Regions from separate parts of the Homo sapiens genome. Here region 1 is linked to region 2. A link is an interaction called in ENCODE POLR2A ChIA-PET data of the cell type or tissue named here. Cell type or tissue: A673. All regions are shown on one strand. Links, peaks and the distances in the headings refer to the core of each region. The heading gives the core; the rest is flanking DNA.

What was found. Peaks named below come from ENCODE experiments on the same cell type or tissue, not always from the same donor. Only the 100,000 strongest peaks of a DNase experiment are listed, where the experiment ranks them.
Region 1: POLR2A ChIA-PET joins it to region 2 with 13 read pairs; 3 of 35 experiments call an interaction of 5 or more read pairs at or near these places.

What each region holds. Positions count from the first base shown.
Region 1 is chr3:188,816,276-188,821,668 of GRCh38, reverse strand. The region is part of intron 9 of LPP (LIM domain containing preferred translocation partner in lipoma); the gene reads right to left. Among named protein-coding and RNA genes, the nearest start is that of TPRG1-AS1, 130 kb to the left of the region's middle. In A673, for the core only: no CTCF peak of the experiment used is centred there; no DNase peak of the experiment used is centred there; H3K27ac peaks cover 566 bases.
Region 2 is chr3:188,762,419-188,767,811 of GRCh38, reverse strand. All of the region lies in intron 9 of LPP (LIM domain containing preferred translocation partner in lipoma), which reads right to left. Among named protein-coding and RNA genes, the nearest start is that of MIR28, 76 kb to the right of the region's middle. In A673, for the core only: no CTCF peak of the experiment used is centred there; no DNase peak of the experiment used is centred there.

The sequences.
Region 1 (5,393 bases), core at 69-5,068, 54 kb before region 2:
TATAAGCATAAATATGTAAATTGTGTCTAATATATAAATGAATACATTCACTATATATGCACATATATTATTGTAATTTTAGTTTAAAAGAAGAAGGAAAAAGCAAAAGAAAAAGGTTAGCAGGTTAGCTATTTTTAGGTGTTAAGAGTGACTTATAATAAATTATGGGTTTACAGGTGATTTTGAAATTTATCCTTTTGGAAATGTGTTTCTGTAAAAATGATGAACATCATAATAAAGAATATCTAAAACAATGAATCTTAACATTGGAATGACATTGGGCAGCTTTAAAAAAAAAATACTGATGTCCGTGACCAAACCCAGATATTCTGATTTGAGTGATCTAGGATGCTGCCTGGGTATCAGAGTTTTAAAACCATCCAGATAATTCTAAATATTTAGCTATAATTGAGAACCACTGTTTTAAAAACATGTTTCTTTTTAACTATGTGCATTACTTATTTTAAATATACACATTCAAAAGAATTCAACCTGTAACTAAAAGTTACATTCATTAGGATTTTTCCAACTGAAGTCTGAAAAAAAAATCAGAGGCTACAGAGAGGAATGGAAGAGAGAACTGTATCAGAAATCTAAACATGATGGTCACTTGTGCTGTCTGGTAACCAGGACAAAAGGGAGAATATGAATCAAAAAAAGATAATTTCTGTTAAAGAAGTTTAGAATGAATTCTAAGAGGAAATCATCTCGTATATGTAAACGATGACATGGACATGATGGAAAACATATTTATTAACAGTTTCATAGATAATACAGAGACATTTTCCTATACAAGTTTCGTATACTAACTTCTTATAAAAGCCAAGGTATAACGATGCTGATTTTGTGAAAACATTTCGGTGGTGAACTCAGTGAAGTAGTCTGGACTTATCGGAGTTAACGTTATATTTATTTACAATAAAAAGGATTATTTAAGAACACTAAAAATGAAAATGTATTATCCTTTTAATCTAACTTCCATTTATCTGTAACACAGAAGTTAATTTCTCAGTTAAGCACTTTGTGGTATGTAGATAGGACAGATTTAGGAAATTAAGTTGGGATATGTTAGAAATGGGCTATAGTGAGGAGAAGCAAACACACAGAATGTAGGAATTCACATTCACATATATGAAAGTAGGCTTTTGGACAAGAACATTGGTGTGTACTTTTGAGAAGAGTATTCCTCCTTTTATACCAATGAGTGCACACAGATTCACACAGATACAGACACAAAGAGACACACACTTTTTGTTTTTTAGTGATAACTTCCAAAGTAAATGTACAAATATTTGACTCAAAATAACTTGACATTTTCAGCCTGAGTCTCCTCTCCTCTGTTCTTGACTCAATTGAACACACACACACACACATACACACACAAACACACACACACAAACACCAGTTTCTAGGACAGCAAAACATATCAGGGAGTATAGTAAAGAAGTTCCAAAGGGGAAAAGCTTTTTTTGACTTTTAGCACATAAGCAATAATTTATTGCTAACAGCAGTTAATGTAATGGTTTGAGAAATGTGATTACCACACTTCCTTGGGAGAATCTGCTAAAAACAAAACTAACCCTATTACACAACAGTGAAAATAAGTCCAGAGTCTTGTGGATTATCCATGTGTAGCTGAAGTCACAGACACTATGTAACCTTCTGAAATTTCTAGGCTACTTCAAGTTAGAGTGCAAAGCTTCCCTTTCAGGTAAGATGGACAGCGATCTTAATTGCTTCGGTTTTCAAACTGATGGCTGGCAGTTAGTGGCTTGACATATAGGTTTGGGCACACTCCTGCAGTTCTAACAAACCTTCCCGTGGACCACCAAAGGTGAGTTTGCCATTCAAAGACCCCCTCATAAACCAGGCCTAAACTGTCTTTCTACTTTTATGTCTTAGTTCCTTCACATTCCTGCCCCTCTGCCTGAATCATCGCCACCCATGTGTTCATTTTTTCCACCTCCAATCCCTGGCTGAAGCTCACCTTTCTTTTTCCTCATTCCCACCGAACACCATCTGTCAAAGATCATACTCCGTCTTCAAAATCCAGAACCCACCTCCTCCACAAAGTATTCCCTAATTGTGTAGTTAGAATACATTCCTTCCTCACTCAGTTTTATGATTCTATTACAATACCCTTCAACAAAGTCAATTTTCATTTTTTTGAAAGCTACATTTTTCCTTCCTTTTATCAATGCCCAGGGTATGGGGCCTTGTTTTGTGAATCCTGTAGCCTCTACAGTGAGGCATGCAATAGGTATTCAGGGTTTTTTTTTTCTTTATAGCGAAAACTTGGGTACACATGGATGTAAAGATGGGAATAACAGACACTTGGGAATCCAAAAGGAAGGAAGGAAGGAGGGGGAGAAAGGGCTGAGACACTTCCTGTCAGGTATTATGTTCACAGTGTGGATGATGGGATCGATAGAAGCCCAAACTTCAGCATCACACAATACAATCTTGTAACGAACCTGCATATGTACCCCCAAAATCTAAAATTGAAATTAAAAGAAAAGGATAAAGTGTTTAGCATTTTAAGACCTGACTAATCAAATACTGTCATACAGGAAGAGATGGCAAAAACATTGTAAGTAACACACACACACACACACACACACACACACACACACACACACACGACCCCCATGAGTTGCAACTCTTTAGACAGAAAGGTAAACAAATCATTCAATTATCATCAACTGAATTCTCATGACAATTACCAGACAATTATCTTCATAATAAATTATCTTATCTTCCAACAGCCAAAGTTAAGTGGAAACCAGATCTGACCAGCAAAAGCCTGGGAAGGAAGCTGGTGTATATTAGGTATTTGCAAGGAGTTGGGCACTTCACATATATAACGTTCATATAATATTAACAACTCTGCAAGGGAAGGCTTATTCCATTTTTTTATTTGAAGAAACTGAGCCTCGGAGAGGTTAAGCAATTTGCCCAAGGCTACACTGTTAGGAAATAAAGCTGGGATACAAACCTGGGGCAGTAGAACTACAAAGTCTAAACTCTTTCCATCCTACCAAGCTGCCTCTCAATCTCACATATAAATAGCTCAGAATTTTACTGAAGATTAACAGGAGAGTGATTCTCAAACTACTTTATATTTTTGCAGGGCCTTAGAGTAACACCTGTCCAACTGACATGGAACCGTGAAAGTCCAGAGTCCTGTGGACTATCCATGTGTAGTTGAAGTCACAGACACTACGTAATCTTCTGAAATCTCTAGTCTGAAAGATTCAAGGTAGGGAATAGCTCAAGAGAGAAAATACCAATAGAAAGTATTATAATACTCAGAAGAGCTTGAACCTCAATAAACTGAGGATACATACTATCAACTATTAAATAGTTCTGACAGATTACACCTATTATATGTTATTATTCACAAAAAGCATATTAGCTGTACTGGGGGAAAAAAAGGAGGATTAATTAGAAGTTATGAAACTTGGAATTCAGTTCAGAAAACCATGAACTTGCTGTGGTGTCTTGAGCAAGTCATTTTTCTTGCTGGGTGTCATTTGTGCCTGTTTGCTCAATACCGGGATTGATTACAGGATATGCACCCGTTACTTCTAACATTCTGTAAGCCTGAAGTTAGTAACTTGTAGACCTACAGGACCTCACTAGCAGAGAGGAGAGATTCTGCTCATGCTTGCACTCTGAACATATTTGATACGCCTTAGAATATGATCCCTGCAACTTTCCTAAAAGCATGTATAGCCAGTTGAGATACTAAGATAATAATCGTGTGGAAGAACAAAAACGTAAACTCTTAAACAGGTGTCTGCAGGTGGTTCCCTTGCTGCATTCCTTTGCGGTGAGCCCAGACATTTCCTTGCCCTGTAGTATCTGTTTCTCCACCTCAGGTTAGGTTTTGAAATTTTAGTTTTTAGACAAACACAGGATCTGGTTTTCCATTTTTGTTCTGTATACAAAGTGACGTTAAAACCATTTCAAAGTCAAACAGGTCTCCTCTCCATCCCTCAGCCCTCAAGAATTCAAACAGGGCTGGGTTTTGTTTGGCAGCAGGGAGTGGCAGTAGCTGTGAAAATGCTTGTCAAATGTAAGAAGGTGTGATATGCTTCAGGAAAGAAAATTGCCAGGAGCAAGAAGGATAGAAAACATGGCATACGAATTGAAACAGCTGCAGAAGAGACATCCAGTTTGTTATATCCATTTGTGTATCTCTATAATACAGAACTAAGTGTTTTAACAGCCCTTTTGAAATTTGAAAATGGATCTTCCATCGATTCAGAGCTATACACTGGCTCAAACTAGCTCTTGTTCAAAGAGGTCATCTGGTAGGTCACTGCCCACTACTACACACTGGAGTCTACATCAAACTTTGATAAGGCTCTGTGAAAACAGGGCAAGTGCTATTAGGAGATCTGTAGAGGAAGAAACGCACCAGATTCTACTCCAACCCCACTGCTATGATCACCAGTGCTCTCAACACAGGGCATTTTTACAAGATATCATGAAGAGATGATAGGAAATAGACCCAATTGCTCTGATAACCATGTTGGCTTCTGTATAAGTTCATTTCAAATATATCTGAAAGCAGTCCTGCCTTTTCAAGGAGCCAAATTTTCCCATCTTAATTATTTGCAAATACTTGTTTCCATGCAACAATCAAAAAGGCAAAGAAACTCTTGGGTACTTTATGCTTCTCACTACTTACTCTTGAGGAAGAAAAAAAGGTCAAAAGCAGCTTTTCTTTACCAATGAAGAAGTTGTTGTCAATATTTTGTAAGCAATTCAGATCATTGCAATATTTCTTGTATTCCTATTCGGTGCTTAGCACTATGCTAAGTATTAGGGATTATATAAGATTTTTATAGTATTTAGGAAGACAAGATTAGTTATTTCATAAAACTTGGTCTTGGGTTCCCAAATCCTTTCGAGTTCTGTTTATTCCTCAGCAAGTAAATAAAAATGTCAATTTCTTTGGCACTGAATCTAAATAGCAGAGAATTTCAGAAAAGGAAGAAAGTAAATAAGAGAGATCTCAGGAAAAGTTTCATTAGGAGGATGCACTGACTCAATACATGTACATGTAACATACATGAAGGGAGGTATAAGCTCTGCCTAAGAGAGTGGAATTGAGAAAGCAAGTCAGAAAAACCTCCCAGAAGATGAGAAGGAATCATTCAGGCCGGGCATGGTGGCTCACGCCTGTAATCCCAGCACTTTGGGAGGCCAAGGCAGGTGGATCACCAGGTCAGGAGATCAAGACCATCCTGGCTAACATGGTGAAACTCCGTCTCTACTAAAAATATAAAAAATTAGCCGGGCATGGTGGTGGGCGCCTGTAGTCCCAGCTACTCGGGAGGCTGAGGCATGAGAATGGTGTGAACCCGGGAGGTGGAGCTTGGAGT
Region 2 (5,393 bases), core at 255-5,254:
TAATGAGACTAGTATTACTTGGCATACTATGTCGGCTCCATCCCGTTCTCATTGCTATGCAGTGTTAGCATCATCACTACTTTCTAAGATTCCTTAACCCAAGAGTGCGCTTATGTATTTATTCATTTCTTGTTCTACTATATGGCTACATGTAATTCTGCCAGCCACAGTAGGAACTGTCTACAATTTCCTATTAGACTTTGATATGATAAATGTTTTTCTAAATCTCCCATGCAGATTTAGACAGAAGATAGAAACTCTTTGTTTGCATAGATCAGTGTATGTGGATTAAATTAACGTTATCAATCATATTATTTAACTCCTTTTTATGATTTATCAAAGACTAAAAGCAATGTGTTAAGGTTTTATAAAGAATATGTTTTCACCCTTCTTATCTCTTACTTCAGTATTTTTAAATTATACATTTCAATATAATGATATTTAATGAAGGAAAGCTCAGGGCTATTCTTCATGGGGAACTGTGACATTTATCAAAAAGTAATGTTCTTCAGACTGCTTGATACCTTTGTACTGAATGGTACTTTTCTTCTATGAATATTGTAGTTAGTAGGTAATTAATATTATCTTATTTTGGTCTGAGTTTACTACTACATCTTTGCCCCTTTATTTTTTTACCAGTAGTTTTATTACTTCATTGCTTTTCACCATTTTATTTGCTATGCATCTCTTGTGCATATTATTTTGATTACTTTATTTGCCTTTTGGAAAATATCCTTGAATCAACCTTCAGAAAGCATATGTAGGTGACATATATTCTTTTTCAGTGGTTCAAGAATATTTAAAACGGACTGTATAGAAGGCAAAGTTTGATATACTGTTATGTAACAAAAGCAAGGTACTAACCAATAGTTAAGGTATGATCTCATTGTGTGTGTGTGTATGTAACCACATGTATACAGATGTGTGGTTACATTTGTATACATCCTTCCATACCCACAGGTAAACATAACAGAAAAGAAGTGCATGACAAAATGTGAACTATTATACTGAGATGAGAGAATTACATACCTTTCTTCTTCTATTTGCTAATTTTTCTCTAATGGGCGTACATTAATGAAAAACTTAGGATTTTAAAAAAGAATTACCATCATGGGAAAAAGGTAACCTAGCAACAGCAAATGGGATTTCCAGTGTTTTCTGTTAGATGTAGAGATAGCCGGCCTTGGGAATCAGAGGCCCAGGGTCAAGTATTAGCTCTGACACTCATACTCTATGGAACTAAGCAAGCTGACACTTTCTAAGATTCAGTTTCTTGCCACTGGAAATGAAGGCAAAAATAACTGTAACTATTTTCTAGGATCATTAATTAGAGGGTAATATGATAAAAGAAAAGTGCTTCATAAAAGTTAAAGCACTGAGCAAATGTTAATGTCAATGTCAGTTGTTATAAATATTTTTAACCTTTTTTTTTTGCTTTTTAAGGCCTCAAATGCTCAAGAAAATACAAGGGCTTATGGTTTTTCATCAGTAGAAGTTTAGCATTTCAGGTTCTGTGATACTGGAAAGCATGAGTCAGGTGGTTATCAATTAAAATTTTCTGGGAAAAGGCTATAATTATACCTGATTTTAAATCTGAGTAGTTGGGGGCTTTTAGGATCTTCACGTAGAAAATTTAACATGGGCTGGGTGTGATGGCTCATGCCTGTAATCCAAGCACTTTGGGAGGCCAAGGCAGTGGATAACCTGAGGTCAGGAGTTTGAGACCAGCCTGGCCAACATGGTTAAACCCCGTCTCTATGAAAAAATAAAAAAATTAGCCGGGCGTGGTGGTGGGCGCCTGTAATCCCAGCTACTCAGGAGGCTAAGGCAGGAGAATTGCTTGAATCCGGGAGGTGGAGATTGCAGTGAGCCAAGATCATACCACTGCACTCCAGCCTGGGCGACAGAGAGAGACCCTGTCTCCAAAAAAAAAAAAAAAAAAAAAAAAAAGAGTTGAACATTAAGTTGCACGTTGCACGTGGTGGTGCAAGCCTGTAGTCCTAGCTACTTGCGAGGCTGAGGCAGGAAGATCATTTTATCCCAGGAGTTTGAGTTCAGCCTGGGCAACAACAGCAAGACCACATCTCAAAAAAGAAAAAAAAAATTAGTTGCTGAATGTTAGCACGGATGTTAGTATGGGCCAAGCAATAAAGTGTAAATTATAAAAGTTATTCATAGTCTTTGTTTTGTCATTTACTTTGAAAACATCCGAGCCACATTTGTAAAATGAGACTAATAATCTCCCCATGATCTATTTCACAAGGCTCTACTAGGTATGACAGCATGCAACAACAGATGCTCGGTAGCATTATAAAATGTAAGGGGCTGTATGAATGGAAGAGATAACTATTCCCAGTGGGTAACATGCTTAACTTCCCAAGAGAGTGCTTGACAAATTTTTCTCTTTCTTGAACCATTTTTCTCCTTCCTAGGAGAGTTCTGGTGAAATGATGATGTAACAGCAAGAAGAAAGTGTGTGTGTGTGTGTGTGTGTGTGTGTGTGTGTGTGTGTGTTGTGTGAGACAGAAAGAGAGACAAGAGGCACAGACAAACACTCCTTGGAGGTGAGAGAGCAGACGTAGGCAATTAGAAAAAAAGGAAGAAAGTTCATGTGGATTTTTCAGGTTTAGTCCAAACTCTTGCTTCCTTTTCCAACATCCACATAAAGCACTGGCCATAAGTGCTTTTAAAACATTTTATTAAGAAGAATTGAGTATATAAAAGAACAGCTTTCCTGCAGAGGTACAAAACTACCTCTTAATGTAGGCTGACAAGTTAGAATGTTTTAACTGTAGCCATTTGATGACATAAGGGAGCAAAAGGCTGCTAGTGTGTTGGTCACTAATGCGCCAAGTTTCAGGTACCTTAAAGTGTTTAGCCTCCTGTGGAGTTGGCCTCCTATTTCCAGAGGCCCTTTAGTCATTTGGATTTCAACTCTAGTAAAAATGTCTGTACCACCTTCTGCTGTCAGAGAGTTAGGACCTGGAGTCCATCCACTGGGAATAAAAGCACTGGTTTGGGGGAGGATCCTTGGCTGCCACTTCATAAATAGACTTTTGCTGAGAATTTCTGATGCACTCTGTCCCTAGGCCCAGACTCCTTGGTAATGCTAGGAATAAAACAGCAATTCTTTTTCTAAAACTATACTTATGAGTAAGGCTGTCTCTTTATGTGCAGAAGGGTACATAAGCAGGAGGCACTGTTGCTGCCCTTCATATTCATACCAACATAAAAATCTTCTTAAGCAAAGCATGAACCTCCGCTTTTAATATGTGTCCTTATATTCCTTCCATGACATTTATTTATTTCAGTATTTCCATAGCAACTACAGCCAAGAAATTGCCCCAGATTTAGAGGGTTTCTATAGTGTATCACATTATACTAAAGGGGAAAAAAAAAGCAATGATAAAAATTCTGTTAATCAGATTAAGCACTTATATTAGTAAATAATTTCATGTATACAAAATATCACAACTGCTTATTCCTTATCTGTGAAGACATGGGAGAAATTAATATCTCCCTTTAGTAAATGAGGACACTGATACTCAGAAGCTAAATGATTTACCCAAGGTCACACCAGGAGAGCTAGAATTAGGATAAATACATTCTATTTATATCACTTCCTAACAAAGTTTTAGTGATCTTTACTTTAATCTGTTTACATATTCAAATCTATAAGAATAACCAAAACTAGGCTTTCAAGAGACATATCACCAAAGAAGAAAAGCATCTCATTGATTTTGCTAATAATTACACAAACTTAAAATAACTAAGACATAATGTGCTTATTAAATTAGTTCAGAAAATATAAATAAACTTCTGCCATAGGGGATAGTTTGCATTTTAACATATAGTTTCATTATTGTTGATGGTTCTGTAAATTAGAAAAATATTTCTAAAGAAATCTAGCAAGGTAATGCAAAAGTCCTCCAGATTAAATTTGATTTGGTAATATAAATCAAAGAATTTATGCTAAGGATGTAATTCAAAATAAAAAATAAAATTTTTATTAACTATCTATAGGCATGTTATTTACAATTCTAAAAGATTGCAAAACACACAATACATTTTGACTGGCAAATGGTTTTAAAATGAAGTGTGTAATCTAAATGTAAAACTAAACAGATAAAAATCTAAAAATGAATACTAACAATGCAAAACTATATGAACATTTGTATTATGTTAATAAATAAAAAATAGAAAACAAAATATGTAAAATGATTAAAGAGAATTACAATGCTATACTGAATCAAACTGTTTAATCATAACTACTTAAGCACAAAGATTAAGAACAAACTCAATAAACCACAGGAAAATATTAAAAATCATTGAACCAAAGCTGCAGACATTACTGGTGCATTTTCCCTCAAAATCATGTAAATTTTTAATTTTAATAGGATCTTAAGTTGATCAACAACCAATTTAGGCAGAAGTAAATTTAATTTACATTAGACTGGTCTCATTCCTGAACTCAGAGTATCAAACATGCTGGTCCTTATACAAAAATAATTAAGCCACTATCTTGAATATTCTCATTCCATCAATTAAAAAAAAAAAAAAGACAGGCACACTGACTGATGGCCAAGGGCTAGGTTTGCTCTGGTTTGTATGGAATACCTTTTAGACATCAGTTTTCAACAGTGTAACCAAAGGCAATTTTGCTGGATCACACAGAATATGCTTCCTGTTCTAAGGCTTTTGGTTCCAAGAGAGACGCATAGTTCTAGGATTCTCCTTAATGCAAACTATCTTCAAAGCCAACTTGTTTTATTTCATTTGCCCAATTTCCTCAACCTCCTTACACTTCTAGTATGCAGCTTATTGGACATATAAAAGTTCAGAAGAAATTAAAGTTCTGATACATCCATCTGAGGGCTTGAGGACTGTGCTGAACTCGAATCAATATTGAACAAGGGTCTTTGGTAAAGCTTAACTGAATTCTGATAAGAATTAAATTACATTTTAGAGTCACCACGAATAGATCTCATTAAAGAAAAACCTTGATTAAATGTTCTTATGAGGGAAAGAAGTAAAAAAAAAAAAATGGTTAGAATTTCCATTATTTGAATTCACCCAGTTCTTCCAAGTACGCGATTAAATATCTCCCGGATAGTTTTCCTTCTCATAAGCATAGTATAGTAACAACAAACCAAAGAAGAAGGGGCTGGCATCCTACAGAATCACAGAGACCCATACTATGCCTGGAATGGAGATAGAAACTTGAGCCCACACACTGTAGAAACCTATTATTTAATCAGATTAGACCTTCTCCAGTTTTGTTACGCACTCAGAAAAGCAAGCAAACATGTAAAAATGCGAGGAGTATGTCTGAAAGGTTATAATAATTTCCTAAAGCCCAGTGAATTTCACTGCACATGTAAGGTTCCCACATT